Regions from separate parts of the Mus musculus genome. Here region 1 is linked to region 2. A link is a loop called in an ENCODE intact Hi-C map of the cell type or tissue named here. Cell type or tissue: heart. All regions are shown on one strand. Each heading gives the region's core, and the rest is flanking DNA. Links, peaks and the distances in the headings are about the cores only.

What was found. A loop is a pair of places that touch in the nucleus more often than their neighbours do. Peaks named below come from ENCODE experiments on the same cell type or tissue, not always from the same donor. Only the 100,000 strongest peaks of a DNase experiment are listed, where the experiment ranks them.
Region 1: a loop joins it to region 2, with 2.2 times the contacts of the local background. A loop is called at or near these places in 4 of 42 quality-filtered maps.

What each region holds. Positions count from the first base shown.
Region 1 is chr15:84,851,702-84,861,141 of GRCm38, forward strand. It overlaps Phf21b (PHD finger protein 21B), which reads right to left and starts at 4,428. Exons shown (of 13, transcript NM_001081166.2): 1 at 3,964-4,428; 2 at 3,038-3,103. The coding sequence starts at 4,017. In heart, for the core only: a CTCF peak has its summit at 1,946; DNase peaks (open chromatin) are centred at 1,010, 2,260, 4,000, 4,470 and 1 weaker place; H3K4me3 peaks cover 4,933 bases; H3K27ac peaks cover 3,622 bases; H3K27me3 peaks cover 1,750 bases.
Region 2 is chr15:84,800,113-84,808,112 of GRCm38, forward strand. It overlaps Phf21b (PHD finger protein 21B), which reads right to left. Exons shown (of 13, transcript NM_001081166.2): 3 at 7,954-8,000; 4 at 4,648-4,998; 5 at 3,342-3,473. Among named protein-coding and RNA genes, the nearest start is that of Gm52202, 13 kb to the left of the region's middle. In heart, for the core only: CTCF peaks have their summits at 234 and 3,755 (motif pointing right); a DNase peak (open chromatin) is centred at 3,758.

The DNA.
Region 1 (9,440 bases), core at 1-8,000, 52 kb after region 2:
CAGCATGTGTTGCAAATTCTCGGAGTAAAACCACTGAGGCAGCTAATAGAGGCTTCACACAGCATGGCTTAAGTCTGGTCTACCCCAGGTCCAAAGCCCGCCTGGCAGGCTGCCTGTTATTTGGGGGGGGGGGTCACCATTCCACCTTCACACCTCCCTTCTTTTGAGGGGAGAGGGATATGAACTCCCCTTGCAAAACACAAGGTATGTAACAGAAACTTGTATTCAACCACAAGATGCCCCCAATGATGGGAGGAAAACTGTACACAGAATTTCTCCCCCTTCCTCTGACCAAGGAGGAAGTCCTCTCAATATATCTGTATTTCTCAAAGTAACTGAAAAGTAAAACAAAATATCCCAGTGCCAAGGGCACTGTCTGTTGGAGTTACCCTATTGCTACTGTGTATCTAACAGAGGGAGTTAACAAACTGTAGTTTCAGAGTTACCTTACTGCTACTGTGTATCAGAGGAAGTTAGCAGGCCAACTGTCCTCTAACTATATATAGTTTCATTACCTGCCTGTGAACTTCTAATTGAAACTTAACCTTTTTATTTCATATTCCAAGGGGCAGCACAGGAAAACAGGGGTGGAAAAGCTATGACCCCCCCACCCCCCAAATAACTGTATATAGAGAGATTGTACCTTTAAATTCTTCCTTGAATTAAAATATACACTGCACTACACCTGACTTATGAAATTTTTCGCCCTCACTCCTGCACTGCAACTAACTTCTCCAGGGCAAGTTTTGGGTTGCCCATGCAAAACTGAGTAGTCTCTGACCTTGTAAATCCATCCGGTCCCAGCCAAACTGCCAATCACCACCAAAGTCCTCCAGAAAGCACAGACAGTTAAAATCACCAGCTCATTACATAGGTGAACCCTGAGAGCCCTTGCAGACGGCGTAAGAGAGACAGGCAACTCTATTAGCATGCTGAACCCTGCCTCGGGCCCCCTCCTCTCCCTCTTTTATGAGCCCTTGTTATATAAAAGGCCACAAAGAGAAACAGAAAAGCAGACTTGCCTTCACAAACACAAGTTCCGATGGCCAGGCCAAACCCTGGCTGCCTACCAAACGTTATTTTTAGGCATCTAAACGGGAAACATTTTTAAAAGGCCAGAGAACAAAAGTTTTCTGGCTTCCTTTCTTTCTTTTAAAGCACTCACACAAAAAGATGGAGGCACTGTTCCTTTGCAGGCAATACTCCCGAGTTCAAATTTAAAGGCAAAGGCATCCTGGGGGTGGGAGGGCTCCTCCCCCCCCCCCACCTCTACCCCAGGCTGCCTCTACCTTCAGACAGGATTTTCAAAGATTTCCTTTGTAGCCTTATCTAAATTCCGGCATACGGGATAATAAATAGCTACTCATTTACTATCATAAAAAATTTAAAGCCCTGAAATAGTTGCCACAATCCAGAAGAAACGATCGCACACAAGCTCGGAAAGACCTACTCCAGATAGTGAAACTAACTGGCACGAAGCGCACACATAAAGAGACATTGTTGCGAAGAGAGGCACCTAGCATTGGTTTTTCCATTTTAAATCTTCTGCTCCAAGCCTAAGACTTCACAACTTCGCGTTTTACCCAGGCTATCACACTGTTCCAGATTTGTTAGTTTTGTTTTGTTTTGAGTATCTGGTTTGATTCTACACAGTGATTAAACATCTTTGTGCTCTGCGGAAAAGGGTCTTCCAACCCCTCCCCCTCCAAAAATGGCATCGAAGCAATCAAAATGGTAATGCCGGGCCTGGGTCCCCTCCCCCCGCGAACTCCCCGACTTCGCCGGGGCCGCGCGCAGGCCCCCCTCCGGCGAGAATGGAAGCTTCCACTCGCGGACGGGGGCGCGCAGCCCGGGGGTGGGGGGTTGGGGGGGACGGGCTCCGACAGAAAGGGGCAAATGCCTGACTCCCCAGCCTACGGTCCAGCCCGGCGTCCCCTCTGCTCTTGCGCGCCCCCTCCCATCACTTTGCAACTTTAAAGACTCGGCCTGGAGCACCGGCCTGCGAGCCGAAGCATCCTCCCAGGCAACTGCGAGCTCCGCGCCGCTGGGGAGAGGGGGGTCCCCGTGGGCTGGGAGAGGGAAGTCGGCCGGGCCGGGGGTCCTCGGGCTGCCCTAGTCCCGGGCGGGCGGCGACATTCCGAAGGAAGCGAGAGCTATTCCTGGGCCCGGGCGGCGAGCTGGGGGAGGGAGGGGCGCGCCCCCGCCCGCCGCCTCGGAGACCCGGGTGCACCATTGGCTGTACAGCTCAAAGTTCTCGGCCGGCGGCGCGCAGGGGCGGGGGCGCGCGCGGAGGGGGAGGGGCTCGGGGGCGCGCAGTCGGCAGGGCTCCGGCGGCGGCATCTGTTCGTGGTGCTGAAACCCGGAGCGCTGAGCTCAGCGCAACTAACTCACAATGGACAACTTTTCTTCGCCGTGGGGGCGGCGGGCGCGCACCCCCATGGTTGGAGCTCCTCGCGGGTCCCCACAGCCCCTTTCAGGCATAGACACTCAAGTTAGGGCAGAACTGGGGGGTCCCGGGGGCGCCTTTCTTTTGTTCCCCGGGAGCTGGCGTCAGGTTCCGAGAATAAAAAGTGAGGCCGGCGGGATGGCCGGGAAGGGGCCGGCTAGGAGAAGGATCACCAAACCGGGTCGGCAGTGCCACGCGGAAATGGCTTCCAAGGAGTTTGGGGTGCGGGCCTGAATTGCCGCCCCCTTGTGTCCCCCTCCCACCGCAGCAGGGATCAGGGGATGCCGAGGCCGGGGAATGTCCACGTTCCCAAAACATGTCCACCGCTCAAGATGGACGCCGGGCAGCCGGCGCCTCGGAAGGTACGGCGCAGATCTTTGGCCGGCCGCCGGAGCCTCGCGCTCCCCTCAGCCACCACAAATCAGCTCTTTCTATCAAGAAAGGGAGGACGGCAACTTTGAGGACTGCAGCCATAACCCCACGGGAGTCGGAGCGTGCGACGACCGTACAGGCACTTTTTAGGGTGCTGCCAAAGTGCCCGGCGATCCTCCCTGGACCCCGGTCCCCTGTGGGGGATAGGCCCCTCCTTACTTGTTTGTCGCTGAGCGCTGCGATCCGTGGCTGCCTTTCGTGGAGCTGCTTCTTGAGGTCGCCGTTCTATGAAGACACAGAGGAGCGGGCTCAGCCTGGCCGCCCCGGGGGGGGGGGCGAGCAGGCGAGCCCCGAGCCCCGCATCCCCACCACCCACTGCCTGGCGGACCAAGCCGACCCCAACGCGCCCCAACTTTCCGGGACCGCTTTCCTCACACGGGCCACCGTGCAATGTCGCGCGAAGCAGCTTACCTGTGGCTGCCGCCTCATTGGGGCAGCTCCCGGGGCGGGGCGGGGGCCGAGGCCACCCGGCGGCGCGCCCCGAGCCGTGCAAGTTTGCAGGCCGGGGTGCGGGTGCGAGTGAGTGTAAGAGTGTGTGCCGGGGGAGGGGGGACGAACAAAGAGCCAAGTAAACACGGCGAGTCCGTGTCGAGCAAAGCTCATAAATATTCAAGTCGCGTCCTAATCTCCCCAACACACACACGCGCACGCCGCAATATCACTCGGGCACCGGCCGCCTCTCGCCGGAGTCACAATCGCCAAACTACTTTTGCTAACAGTGAGGGTCGGTGCCGGGCTGGGCCCGGAGCAGGAGGCTAGGAGCTGGCCGGTCCATGCACCCTGTTCCCTGGGCAGCTCTAGGAGGGTCCCCTTTCCGGTCGCCCGAGTTGTGCAAACGGGGCAGTGGCAGAGAAGACGCCACGCTGGGGTCCCACGAACCCTGGATCTGCAAACAGTGCTGGATCGCACGGAAGCGAGGGGGAGAGGGAGAACTAAGGGTTCCATCCCAGCCCCGGGACATGTTCCAGGAAGGGGCCTGCTTCCAGCACCCCTGAGACCAAGAGTTAGATACGGAGCTTCGATCCCTCTCGCCTCCACTCCCCGGGCCACTAAGGCTCCCCGGTCCAGTATCCGGGACTACCTACCTGGTGGCGCGCGAGTTCCACCGCGAGCGCCTCGGACCGGCTTTGCAGCTCCATCGCCGCAACTTGGGCAGCACTTTGCGCTCACTTTGGCCGGAGCTCGCAGGAAGTTGTGCGGCTCGGCGGGAACCAGACCGGGAGAGCTCGGATCCGGTGTCCCGGGCACAGAGAGACACGAGTTCCCTCCTGCAGCGCCGATAGGAAAGGAGGCTGACGAGAGGGAAGAAAGGCGAGCTGGCGCCCAACTCTTCCGGCTGCCGCTAAGTTGCGCCGGGTGCCCGGGCTGCCTGCGCCGCCCGGCGCATGGCCCCCAGGCGCCGGGAGCCCCGCGCAGCCCCCCAGCGCGCGCCCTGTCGCCGCCCGCGCCAGCTGACCGCCGGCAGGGACTATATTTCCTCCGGCGCGCGCGCCTGGATCTCGCTGGGGCCGCGGCAAAGTTGTGCCTCGGCACGATGCTAATTCGGCAGTGCCCGGATGGAGCGGGCCGGGGCGGCAGGAGGCGGTGCCGGGAACCCGCTGCCCGCCCCGCCCCGCCCCGCCCGGCCCGCGCGTGCGCATTGCGTTCGGCCCAGCGACCAGGCTCAGGAAACAAAAGTGGCGGCTGAGCGGAGCGCAAAGTCGCGGCTCTGAGATCTGGGCGCCCGAGCGATCTCCTCGGTGCGCAGCCGAGAGCACGGGGAGCAGGGAATGCTTTCACAGTCCCACTCCCGGAGCGACAATTCCCGCAGCAAACTGAGATGCCACCCTCCTGCTTCTTGCACCTCCTCCCTCCTCCGCTTCCCCTTCTCGCCTCGCTCTCCGGTTTTATTTAAATCACCCGGTCCTCTCCCGCAGCGCCTAGCACTGAGACTGGGGAACTAAATCAGTCCTGTCGCCGGAGTCCCAGCGCCTAATGGCCGCTGTGGTATTTAAATAGTATGAAAACTGATCTCTTGATTGGTCCTTTAATGATTTTTTTTACACTCACAATTAAACTCTCAACAGATGTCCCTAGACTTTTTTTTTTCCAGACAGTTGTTAAAAATCGTAAACACGACAGGTCAGTGTGACATAAAGCAATCATAACTACAGCTGCGGAGATGACATTTCAGAATTCCCAGTCCCGGGGCCGGGGTCAACGTCTCAGAGATTACTGCGGCGGAGTTTCCTGTCCTCATCAATTAATGTCGGGGCTTTGTGCCCTGCTGGGCGCTAGCACACTAGTGTGTTTCAAAGAGGCCAGGGAAAGGGGGGCCTCTGTGTCAGAGTAACCGTGAATTGATAGAGACTCATAACTAACTCTTTCCGTGGGTCACAAGAAAAGGAGGAAGGAAGGAAAGAAAAGAAAACTCAGGCACACCAGTCAGAAATGTCTCTTCAATGGATGCCAACAGTCTACATATTTCCTTTACCCCTCAGGAGAAATCTCTCTCTCTCTCTCTCTCTCTCTCTCACACACACACACACACACACACACCAGAACACCAGTGTTGTTAGAGCCATATACAGTATTGGTCACAGTCGACAAAGATGACAACGATCTAACTGGCTGACTAAACTGGTTCCTCCCACTTCTGGGTTAGACTCAAGTCAAGACAATGTCTCCCACTCCCCATTTTTTCTTTCAACCCCCCCCCCCATTTTGTAGTTAGAGGTGCAGAGGATCCAGGGGCTGGAGCATACTAGGCAAGCCTCTGTTACAGGAGCCATGCTCAAAGCTCCACTCATGTCTTTTGCTGGGGAGGACAGCAGCCTAGGTGAAGACTGGTGTTTGGAGGACCAGGAGGGGCATGTGCTGGCCAAGAGACTCCCTCCTGTGATTTCTGTAAATGTCATTGGCTTTTGGCAAAAACTCAGGGTTATCTTTCTGGCCATGTGGTCCTTTCATCAACAGGGTAGACTTTCTGGCTTTCCTTGGCTAGTACAGACTCTAGCAGATGCCCACCGAAGGAGATGTGCCTGGTCGGATGGTGACGACCCAGTGTGGTTTGTAGTTTTGCCCACTGTCGATTGATTTAGGCTTCAGTAATGATCAACATGTCACCCACTTCCTGGATCATGGCACAGGCCATGGTATGGGAGTTCTCTGACAGACAGTGCAGGAGAGGCAAAGTAAGCAACCAAGGATCAAACCCAAGGCCCGGCCTGTGCTAAGTAAACACTCTACCACTGGGTTACATCCCCAGCCACCTGCTTTGGAGACTCTGAACTTTGATCCCCCTGCCTTGGCTTCCTGAGCAGCTGGGAGCAGGTGTTCTTGTAAGCAAACATGTAGCTTTTCCTGAGCTCCTACAGGCTTCTCTCCCTTCACCTGACCAGTGTTCTCTAGAATATTCTTTCCCTCATTCCACATTTCACAAATTCTTTTCTTCAAGATTCACTTCAAATGTCTTTTCTGGGATACCCCCCCCTAATTTCCACAATAAAACTCCTATCACCCTCTCTGTTGGTCAACCAAGCAGTGCTTACTCATGAGGGGGTACTGGGAGTTGAACCCCAAATCTACCCTGAACAGAGTCAGACACATTTCTCTAAACCTCCTAACCTCACTTCTGTGCAAGATGGGAATCTATCACACTAGACACAGACACTCCGGACCCCTCAAGCGCCTTGCCCACATCTTGACACGTGGACTTATTTAATAGATGGGCTGAATTGCTATCCATTGCTTGCCCTGCTTGCCCCCAGCCTGGCCTTGGCAGCAAGCCTACCCTAGGGGAGTGGTAGTAGCTGCTTTTCTCATTCTGTGAGAAAACACCATGGCGAAGGCAACTTAGAGAACTACGAATTTCTTTGGGCTTATTGTTCCAGAGGAATAAAGAGTCCGCGGTGGTAGAAGGGAGGCAGAAGAAACAAAAGCTGGGGGCTTACATCTCAAACTATAAGCAGGAAGTGGGGACAAGAAACTGGAACTCGTGCTTTGTCACTTCCCAGGGACATTCTTCCTCCAGTGGGACCACACTTCCTAAACGTACCCAAGTTGTCCCATCAACTGGAGAATCACATATTGGAACATCTGAGCCTATAGGAGGTATCCACAGGAGCCACGGAGGCACCAGAACCCGTGTTCATTCTATGGCTGTGGAAGGAACGGCTGTTTGTAGGTAAGGTGTTACATACACCCTGGCATGCAACTCTGGCTCCAAGGACTTGAATGGCACAGCCTCTGAACACAGCCTTCCAGCATTCCACTTCTAGCATTTCCACTTGACATGCACTGACCTGAGCTCAGCACCCCCCTAACATCCCAGCTCCCCTCCCAGGCACATCCCCCTCTCATGTCCCTCCCCCACCCCAACCCCATCACTCACACTGCTAGTCTTTCTATGTGTAGCAGGATACTTATCTGGTTGTCATCCTTGGCTCCTGGCCTAGAGCTTCTAAGACCCTTGACCTTTCCTGATAAGACTGAATGACCCCTGTCATTCATTAAGACCCTCCTTAGTCTCAACTGGGTCTGCACTGAGGGTGTGGCTGACAGTGAGGGTAGACAGCCTCAGGATCAGGCCAACCACCAAAGCAGGAACCCTGCTGTCTAGCCAGGCTCTGGAGGCTGGCTCACAGTGGCTGGCCAGCTCTCTCTCTTTAGCCCACTGGAAAGGTGCTGTGGAGACCCTGGGGGGCTGGGCCAAGGCAAGTTGAGAAGATGAAGACAAGGACAAAGAGTAGCGATCACACTGTGCTAACCCAGGTAACTCGTCATACTTCTATACTTATGTAATGACATCCAGGCCCAGCCACATTTACTGCAAATGATATAAGTCCCTTCACTTGTGGGGCAGAATAAAACTCCACTGTGCACAAATACCACATTTCTTCATCCCTTCATCCATCAAAGGACACCTAGGCTGATTTTAAGATTTGGGTGGTCAGGTATCTCTAGGCTGGCTGGTTTGGTTAGGGTTTTACTGCTGTGAACAGACACCATGACCAAGGCAACTCTTAAAAAGGATGACGTTTAATTGAGGCTGGTTTACAGGTTCTGAGGTTCAGTCCATTATCATCAAGGCAGGAACCACGTTAACGTCTGGTAGGCATGGTGCTGGAGGAGCTTAGAGTTCTACATCTTTATCTAAAGACCACTAGAAAAAGACTGGCTCCCATGTGGCTAGGAGGAGGGTCTCATCGCCCATGCCTACAGTGACACGCTTCCTCCAACAAGGTCATACCTCCTAAGAGTGCCACTCCCTGGGCCAAGCATATGGAAATCATCACACTGGTTGACATTGATTCCTTTAGGTAAATACTTGAGAGCGATATATCTGCATTGTCTGGCTCCGCTGTTCTTGAAGAACCTTCATGCTGGTTTTCCTTGAAAAATGACACGATGTTAAGAGGTAGGATTCAGAAACCAGAGACTCTGCCTCCAATTCCCCAAGGATACTTGGGACTCTCCAGTAGCTAATGGCAGATGGGTGCCCATTCCAGTCAGCTACCCATCAGCAGTTCAGAAGAGCGGCTCTTTTGGGAAGATGCTCAAAGGCCTGCCCTATACTGCCATGCAGGGTACCCTATACTGCCATGTGGGGTAAGCGCCCATGGCTGATGATGATCTAGCCACACAGCTGAAAGAGCATCGTCTACGACTTCACAAGACACCTATCTCTTTCCCCTCTTCGTCTTTGTTTTCAACTTCATTCATCTGTGTCACCTGCTTTGTGGGGGAACACTTCCAGCTGGAACTGGAACTGGCTATGTATCAGAGGAGAACTCTGAAGTCCTTTCCAGTGTTGGGATTATATCAGTGGTTCTCAACCTTCCTAATGCTCTGACCCTTTAATACGGTTCCTCGTGTTGTGGTGGCCCCCAACCATAAAATTATTTTTGTTGCTACTTCAAACCTATAAATTCTCTACTGTTATGAATGATAATGTAAATATCTGTGTTTTCCAATGGTATTAAGGAGACCCCTGTGAAAGAATTGTTCAAGTCCCCTGAGGGGGTTGTATCACACAGGCTGCATATACCACTGGATTAGAGGAATGCCCCGCCTTTCCTGGATCAAGTGGTGTGGGGGATCAAACCCAGGGCTCGGTGCCAAACACACAGTCAACTGAGCCATCTCCCAGGCCTGCAGCATCGCCTGCTGGTGTGCCCACTCTATGATCTCAGATTCATAGTGTTGAATGGAGGGGTTAAACCTGTAATTTCATGTGTGAAGTTAGCTTTTATGCTGATTGTGAGCCGGATTCAGCTGCCCGTGAACACGTTCAATCCTTACTGTCTCCCCATTTACAGATGGACAAACTGAGACCTCACAGTCACATCTGTCCATGGCAGAGCTTGGCTCAGCTCTGTCCTTTGTAGTGTACCTGAGCAGGGTGGGGTTGAGGCCTTGTCCCTGCTACCGTGGACATGGACCCCATAGATGGAACTTGTCCTGTACCGTATTGTTGAAGCTTCATTTCCTGTGGCAGGATAAGCATGAGGGAACCGAGGCCCAGGGATGGTAATGAGGGCCTTGCCCTGCACCAGCTGGTTGGTGGCAGAATGAATATTCA
Region 2 (8,000 bases), core at 1-8,000:
AGCTTCATGGGAGTCAAGTAATGGGGACTTCATACACCTGTAACCTTTTTTTACAGAAAGTTTGGGACCTGTGAGGAAGTCAGAGGCAGCCCCAGGAACAGTGGCGGCCTCTGCCACAGTGTTCTGACTCCGGCACAGTGGCCACCCTCTGCAATAGCATCCTGGGAAGCTCGGCGGCAGCCCACTCTGCCCCAACTCAGATGCCAACAGTGGAGGTGGCACCTTCAGTTCCCAGCTCTGCCACCAGGGCATGCTCTGGCTCTGGTGGAGATAATTACCAACCCATGTACACGCAGCAAGTTCCCTGCAGTTCTGGGCACACAGGTTGCTTGCTGTTAAGACACATCTAACCATGCAGGGCACCTCCTGCAGTAAGCACAGGCTGGGTACCCACCATCCTGTGCCCACATCCCTCACAACTGCCACTGGACACCCCCCCCCCCAAGTGTCCAGGTATCGTTCTGAGTTGCTGGCCTCCTGAAGTCACTGCTGATACATCTCCTGGGCTGTTCCAATACTCTTCTGGCATGCTAGTCAGATCTGCAGGCCTTATCACAGGCTGTTAATGTTCCTTCAAAAACACGGATGTCCGTGCCTAGCTTCGTACCACAGGCCTGTGATCCCGCTGCTGGGGAGGGTGGGGCAGAAATAAAGCCAACCAAAAGCCTGCCTGGGCTACAGAGAGAGTTCAAGGCCAGTCTTGACAATTTAGTGAGATCCAGTGTCCAGAGTTAAAGAAGGCTTGGGCCGTGTAACAGCTCAGAGGTGGAGTATGATTTTTTTATCCCGAGTACCATACAAAAACTAGAGCCCATGTCCTGCAATGGCCTGGGGTCCCACTTGGGCCACAGAAGTACCTGGGGGCCCCAGCTAAGTGTCCTGGGATTGGCACACAGCCTCTTGCCGCAGGCTCCTTCTGCTGCAGGGTTATGCTGCCCAGCTCTCAAACTTCAACAAGGGTTTCTACACCAGGATGTGTTTTGACTGCTCTGTTTAAGCCATTACGAGTATTTACACTAATTACGCAGTTAGATATAATTATACTAATTGTAAAAATGCACAATAATTGACTAAGATGCACTCTGAGAGAACAAGGCGATGTCACTCGGAGAAACTTCCTGAATGTGGAGAATACAAAACACCTCAAAGCAGGATACACAGGTGCAGCAGAGTACTGCAGGCAGCAAGCCAGCCAGAGCCCTACCATGCAAACATGTGGACTTCAGACATTGCTTCTGGCTGAAACCAATGGGATGCAGAGGCTGGGGTCACAGAGATGTGGCTCACACAGCAGCTTCATGTTCCAGGCAACCCAGTGCTGGTGTTTGTTTATTTCTTTACGTGGGGGTGTGGTGGGCAGGGTCTCATGTAACCCAGGCTAGAACCCAATCCTCTATGTAGCTAAGGATAACCTTGAATGAATGAATCCTCCTGCCTCCAACCCCTGTGCTAGCGTTAGAGGTAGGCACCATCACACCAAGTTTATACAGTGCTGTGGATTTGGGGCAACCCCACGGCTTTATGCATGCTAGGCAAACCCTCTACCAACTTCGCTACCTCTTTGGCTCCCCCACCCTCCAAGGCCTACGGCACCCATGCATGAGCACTAACCAAATCACTCTCTTGCCCAGATATTCCATGGCTTTCATTATCTAAGGAGTAAATCCCCGTCCTGGACGCCTGCTTTTAAGTCTTCTGCCATCTATCTGTTTAGAGCTAACCCTCTACTCTTAATTTGCGTGCTGTCCAGAGCCCAGCTGACCTCTCTGGGTGTTCCCAGTCCTTTCCCACTTTGTGCCATTGCGCACACAGTACCTTCAACCTGCCCTGTCCATCCCCCTGCCTCTAGTCTTCTGCATTCTTTTGACCTCCATTCATTATACCCCTCGTATGCAAAGCCCTACAGCGACACACATGCACCACCCCGCCCATGGATACGCATGCACATCGCCTGTTCACCCCGCAAGGAATCCCCCTCCCTGTCTTTTCTCCTGTAGCTCCCAGCTCACTGGAAGTCACCGGTCTGGCAGCCTCGGTAGCCTCATTAGTCTCTGTCCTCAGAAGGGAGCTTCCCAGGGCAAAGACCATATCTGCCCATCCTAAGTCCCCTGCTCATGGCACTGAGAACAGTTGAGGAGCAGGCAAGTGTGAGCCACAGAAAGCAAGCGGTATCTTTGGGGCTACAGGTCATTGCCATCGCCAGGAGGGATGGGAGCCTAGGGGCTTAGGGAAGGCTTTGCTGGTGTGTGAGCGGCTGGAACAGGGCATGTGGTAGGAACCATCCATGCTGACTGGGCTCCTGTAGGATGGATGAGGGCTCACCAGGGACATTAGAGTCTGAGTGAGGAGAGCCATATGGAGATGCATCCTCAGCAGAGCAGGGATGCTCTGAGCAAGGTGGGGCTGCGAGTAGAGCACAGGTCAGATACCCGGTGAAGCCAGGTCCTGTAAGAGGAGCCTTAGTCAGCTGCTGTCCCATCCCATGACTGTAGGTGATTGAAACACACTAGAATAGACTCATTTACCCCTCTTCCTTTAGAGTAATGTTTCTCAACCTATGGGTTCTGAGTCCTTTGGGGGGGGGGGCGACTGAACAACCCTTTTACAGGGATCGCTTAAGACTGTCAGAAAACACAAATAACGCCATTATGATTCATAACAGTGGCAAGATTAGAGTTATGAAGCAGCAGTGGAAATAGTTTTATGGTTGGGGGTTACCACAACATGAGGAACTAGATTAATGGGCCACAGCATTGGGAGAACCACTGCTCTAGGGAGTGGAAGGAGGTGTCATGTGCAAGTTCTAGGAAGTTCTTAGGGCATCTAAACTCTACAGTGCTATTAGTCTTGCTCTGTACCCCTCAAGTTTCCAGGACTGGACACAGACAGGAAGGAGAGACAGGGGCTACATGCTGCCAAAGATAGGGGAGCATCTCTTTCTGGGTTTAGTCCTGAGAGGGACAAGGCCGACAGGTCCCTGGAACAACTGGACAATGCCCCTGATCTACTGGTTTGTCCACAACTCAGAATCCTCTATTAACCCAGAGGAACAAGGCCCTCCCCCTCCTGTCTGTAGACGAATCACCACACATGGCACACATTGCTGACAGTCAGCTAGGCAGCCAGGCACTGGAATCCACGCTGACCATGGCCCTACCCTGCCTGCACAGCCTGGAGAATGAAGAGTGCAGATTCAGAACCCTGGGCAAGCCCTGCTCTGGCAGCTCCCACCGGGCGGTGCCACATCCAGGCAAGATCTGCCCAAGGAGGCCATCCCAGCCCTGCACAGAGCCTTGTCTTAAAGCTCAGAAGGGTCTGGACCCTCCAGCAGGTCACACTACCTCAGGATTCTCCTTGCTGGGGGGCTGATCTTCCTTGGTGGCCTGAGCTCCCTGAGATGGCTCCTCCGTGGGTGGCTCGGGCTCTGCTGAACTCTCTGGCTGTGTCTTCACTTGTGGCTGAATGATGATAACCTGGAAGACACAGGGAAGATGAGAGAACCAGGGAGGGAGGGGCAGGGAGTAGCTAGGAGTTAGGTAGGTCCTGAAAGGGGTGTCACAGAGGAACCAGGTAACTGTGTCCAGGGCTTTGCTTTCCAATAACCCCCATATTCCCACGAGAGCATCTATGTGAGAGATGGCCAGGGTTACAAAGCAAGGAGGCCTGGATGCAAATCCTCTGAGGTTATGTGGCCTCAGAGAGGCTAATTCTGTACCTCAGCCTCAGGGAATTCACTGGCAAAAGCTGTGGCAATGCCAGCCTCCAGGGGGCGCTAACTCTACTCTCAGCTCAAATGCAGGCACGGTGAGCTTGGGGATACTCAGTCACTTGCCTGAGAAGAGTCAGAGGGAATAGGGTGATTTGGGGTTGCCTGGGGAAATGGAAAGACATCAGCTATAGGCAAGAGAGTGTTCTGGTGGTGGGAATCAGGAAAGGATTTTTTAAAGGGAAAACAGTTGCTACCATGTTTCCCCAAAGGCCTCAATCAGGGCAATCTTCAGAGAGCTCTAGAGGACATGGGGAGATGATTTTAGACTTAGCATTACAACTAAATTCCTCACAAGGAATCAAGTAGGTTTTTTTTTTGCGCTCTCTCTCTCTCTCTCTCTCTCTCTCTCTCTCTCTCTCTTCTTTTTTCCCCATCCAGGCAACTGGAGCATAAAAAAGAACTCTTGACCACCTGACTCTACCAGCAGAGATAAAGTATTAGTACTAGACTCTCTTGCAGCTACCCAACTTAGCCACACATTAGCAGTACACGATTCCCATATTAATGAATAGCAATTCTCTTAGGCACACTTGTTTTATCCCATACCCATTCACCTATCCTTATTCATTCATTCACAGTTTCACTCAGTTGATCACTACTCACTCGTGTTAATACTCATTCACTCTCTTCGTTCCCACAGATCACATGCTCGAGCTCCATTCACACACTCACCTGCTCACACACTTCCTGCTCATTCACACTAGTTCATCCTGTTGACTGTTGTTCATAATCCCTCCACACACTCACCTGAGTCTTGCCCTTTCACTCTTTGGTCATCGCCCAGCTACCCCTCTGCCTAAGCCTCAGCTCCTATTGGACCACGGCCTCTGAGCCTCCACACGCAGCACATCCTCTTGGGGCTTCTGGCAGACACTCACCTTTTTGTCAGCACTGATGAGGAGGGGCTGCACTTTGATGCCGTCGCTGGCCACGGGCACAGTGGTGCTGGGGGTGATGGTGGCAGCATTGCTGGGGGAGGTGGAGATGATGGCATAGGCCACCCCGGCACTGCTCAGGGGTGAGGTGATGGCGGTGGGCTCGGTGAGGGCCTGGGTCTGGCTGCTGGGTGTTGGCACATGGTTGACGGTGTTGTTGGCAGTGGGGAGGGCTGGGCTGGGGTTCTTGATGCTGACCACAGTGGCCTTTTGGAATGTTGGGGGTTGCTTGGGTGGCCGGTCCCTGCCCGGGGTGACAGGGAGGCTGTCTGGAATCAGAGTCTTTGGCCTAACCTGGGAGGAAGGGACCAGTGTGTGGTCAGACAAACAGACACGAGCTGTTGAAGGCATAGTAGTGGGGCAGGCCTCATGCAGACAGGCGGAGTCCAACATTTGAGGGGAAAGGACAGCACTTTCTCTGACCCTGCTCTGGGTCTCTCAGAAGTCATGATCTTGACCCCAAGGCTCAAACTACTCCAACCACCATCTCTCTCAATTGGCTGTACTCTGTACTCTCAATTACTGACTCCCTACCCACCCGCCTATCCTCGGGCTCAGATGAAGCTGCTTGAGGCCCAGAGAGCAAACCATGAGGGAGACCACACCAAGTCCACACAGGAAGCCCGTGTCACAGGTGCCTAGAGCACTGCCCTTGGGCCTGACTAGGTGAGCCACAGAGTGACAAACAGAGTGGTAGATCTTGTGCCATGGGCACCAACCCCTCTAAAGACCTCACACACATGGAGGTGAAGCACGGGCTGCAGGCAGTCACCATACAATGGAGACCATGGTTCTTGTCAGCTTATGTGCCCAATCCTAGTTCTTAGGGAATGTAGGTGGTCTTGGAGACACTGCTTAATGTCTTCACCTGTGCACTGGGGGTGATGGAACCTACTCGTGATCACAAGAAGGTGACAAGATGCATAGCTGGCTATCACCAGCCTCCATGGAGGGAAACTGAGGAAAGTCAAGAGAGGCTTAGCTGAGGAGAACCATAGTACAACACGTGTCATTGTCATTAGGGCAGAGGGATCTGAGCCAGGACTGCTGAAGCTGTGTGTTGTCTTTTCTGTTCTCCCTTGCTCTACTCTAGTGACACTGGGAAGACCCTGATGGATCCTTGCTCTTGGGAAAGCCACCAAGACCTTAGTGTGCAGCAGTCAGCAGGCATCGTGTCTATAAGATCTTCCATAGCCTGACACAAGCCGGCCCTTGATTCACAAGCCTTACTATCTCTTGCTCTAGTGTGCCCTGAGAAAACCAAACTAGCTCTCCCCACCTTGGGCGCCATGCCACAGCTGGGTAATGTATCCATCCTGGCTTAGGTGAGCCTATTGCCTTATCCTTGTCAGGTATTGGGACCGGTCCCCAGACACTGGGCACAGTACCACATATACTGATGAAGGATGAAGAAGGGGTTTTGTCTCTGCCACCCCTCAGCTGCAAACGGTTAGTTAGTGCTGAGGAGGAGTTGTTCTCTGCCTCTAAGGAGGACCAGTCAGGGCAGATGACTTCTTACGGATGCTGAGGGGATGACACTGTTGGCTCCTCCCTGGCCACCTGCATTGTAATGCTGGCCAGATGACATTCCCTAACTCACACCAAACATGGGGAATAGCCATGAAGCACATGATAGACACTGAGGACAGTTTAGCCAGGCTCAAACACAAGCTGCCCATCCCGAGGAAATAGTTGGGAACCTTAGAACCTTCAGTGTTTCCCACAGCCACACGGAGACCCTGGTCAGCAGATCCCCATGGAACAGCCTCAGCCTGCCACGTTCCCTTCTCAAGGTCTGTTTCCACCCCTCCGAGCTTCCTAGGCTAGCAGGATGGGCCCGGGTGTGTGCTTGGCACCCCTCGGCCAAAATGACCACCTGAGAGTGAGCAAACCCAGGGCATGGGCAAAGGATTTGGGGAGGGGACAGCAAGTGCTGAATGAGAGACAAGAAGCCCAGGAGCTGTAAGCAAGAGGAGGCGGCTGGGCAGGCAGAGCAGAGGGAGTGAAGAGTGATCACAGGGACCCGGTGCCTGTCAGTTGCCTGGTCTGTGCTTCTGTGGGGATGGGAGCAGCACAGACTACTGGGAGATGGAGAACAAGGGTGGGGCTGCCCAGGGAGCAACAGCCCCAGAGGAAACAGCACAGACCACAGCCGAGCCCCGCCTCCCCTTTCCAGCTTCTGAAAAGCCGTGTGGAGCTGTCCACGGTCAACAGACAAGGACAATAATATGGCCTCATATCTGAAGCCAGGACCCCCATCAGCTGCTGTAGCTCTCACCTCTCTCCCTCAGGGGGAAACCTCTGGCCTTCCCAGGACCTCCACCTAGGTTCCTTACTCTGCACCTTTCTCCTAGGGCTCACCCTCAACTTTGGTCTACAATATCTCCACGCCGGGAGACCTCTGTGGATCTTAACATAGGACAGGCCATCTCAGAGCTCCTACCAGCCGTTCACACCTCCCTGACATCCTTGAGACTCTGAACCTCTTTGGAACAGGTGGGCATGTGGCGGTTGCATTAGCTCATGGTCAAAGGCCCAGGACAGCTACTTGCCTTTATCCTTGAGCTCGGAGCATCTGTCCAGCCCCATAGCTCCAAGACAGACAGGTCCTGTCCTTATCTCTGCATCCAGTGGTCCCTAGGCAGGTATAGTACACCTAGCAGGAGCTCACCAAAGCTGAGCCATTGAAAGAAAAGGTGCCAGGCAGTAATTCCCAGGGGTCTAGGTGTCTGCTACGTCCTGGGTGCGGGTATAAGTTCTCCCTGTGACCATCAAGGCCAACAGACACAGCAGAGAGCCATCTGCCCCTCTGATGGAAGAGCCTTCCATCCAAGAGGTAAAGAGGCTGGGTGACTTGCCCAGGATATGGAGAATCTAGGCTGGCGCTGAGGGCCTGCACCCTGCACCGGTGCCACTTACCAGGAAAGGTGTTAGTGAAGCGTTTCTCAAACCCTCTGACTCAACCTCAAGATACATCAAGTGTGATCAGCATGGCAAAGGGTTGAGAGGTATTTGCCTGGCCGTATGCGCTCTGGCTGCTGCTGACCGGACTTACTGCTTCACAAAAATCCCTGGCTGTGACCCACTCGAGGATTTCACAGTTCCTCACTGTTTGAAAAACCAGATTCCTCCCTGTGAAAACTCTGGCTTCCCCTCATGAATGGACCAAGGGGATGGAGGAAGGAAGGCACCGCCTGAAGGAGGAACCCAGGGGCGGTGCTGAGGGACTGGGGACGGACAGATGCTTACCTGAGGTAGCACTGCTGCTCCTTGCCCAGCCAACCTCTGCAGGGAGC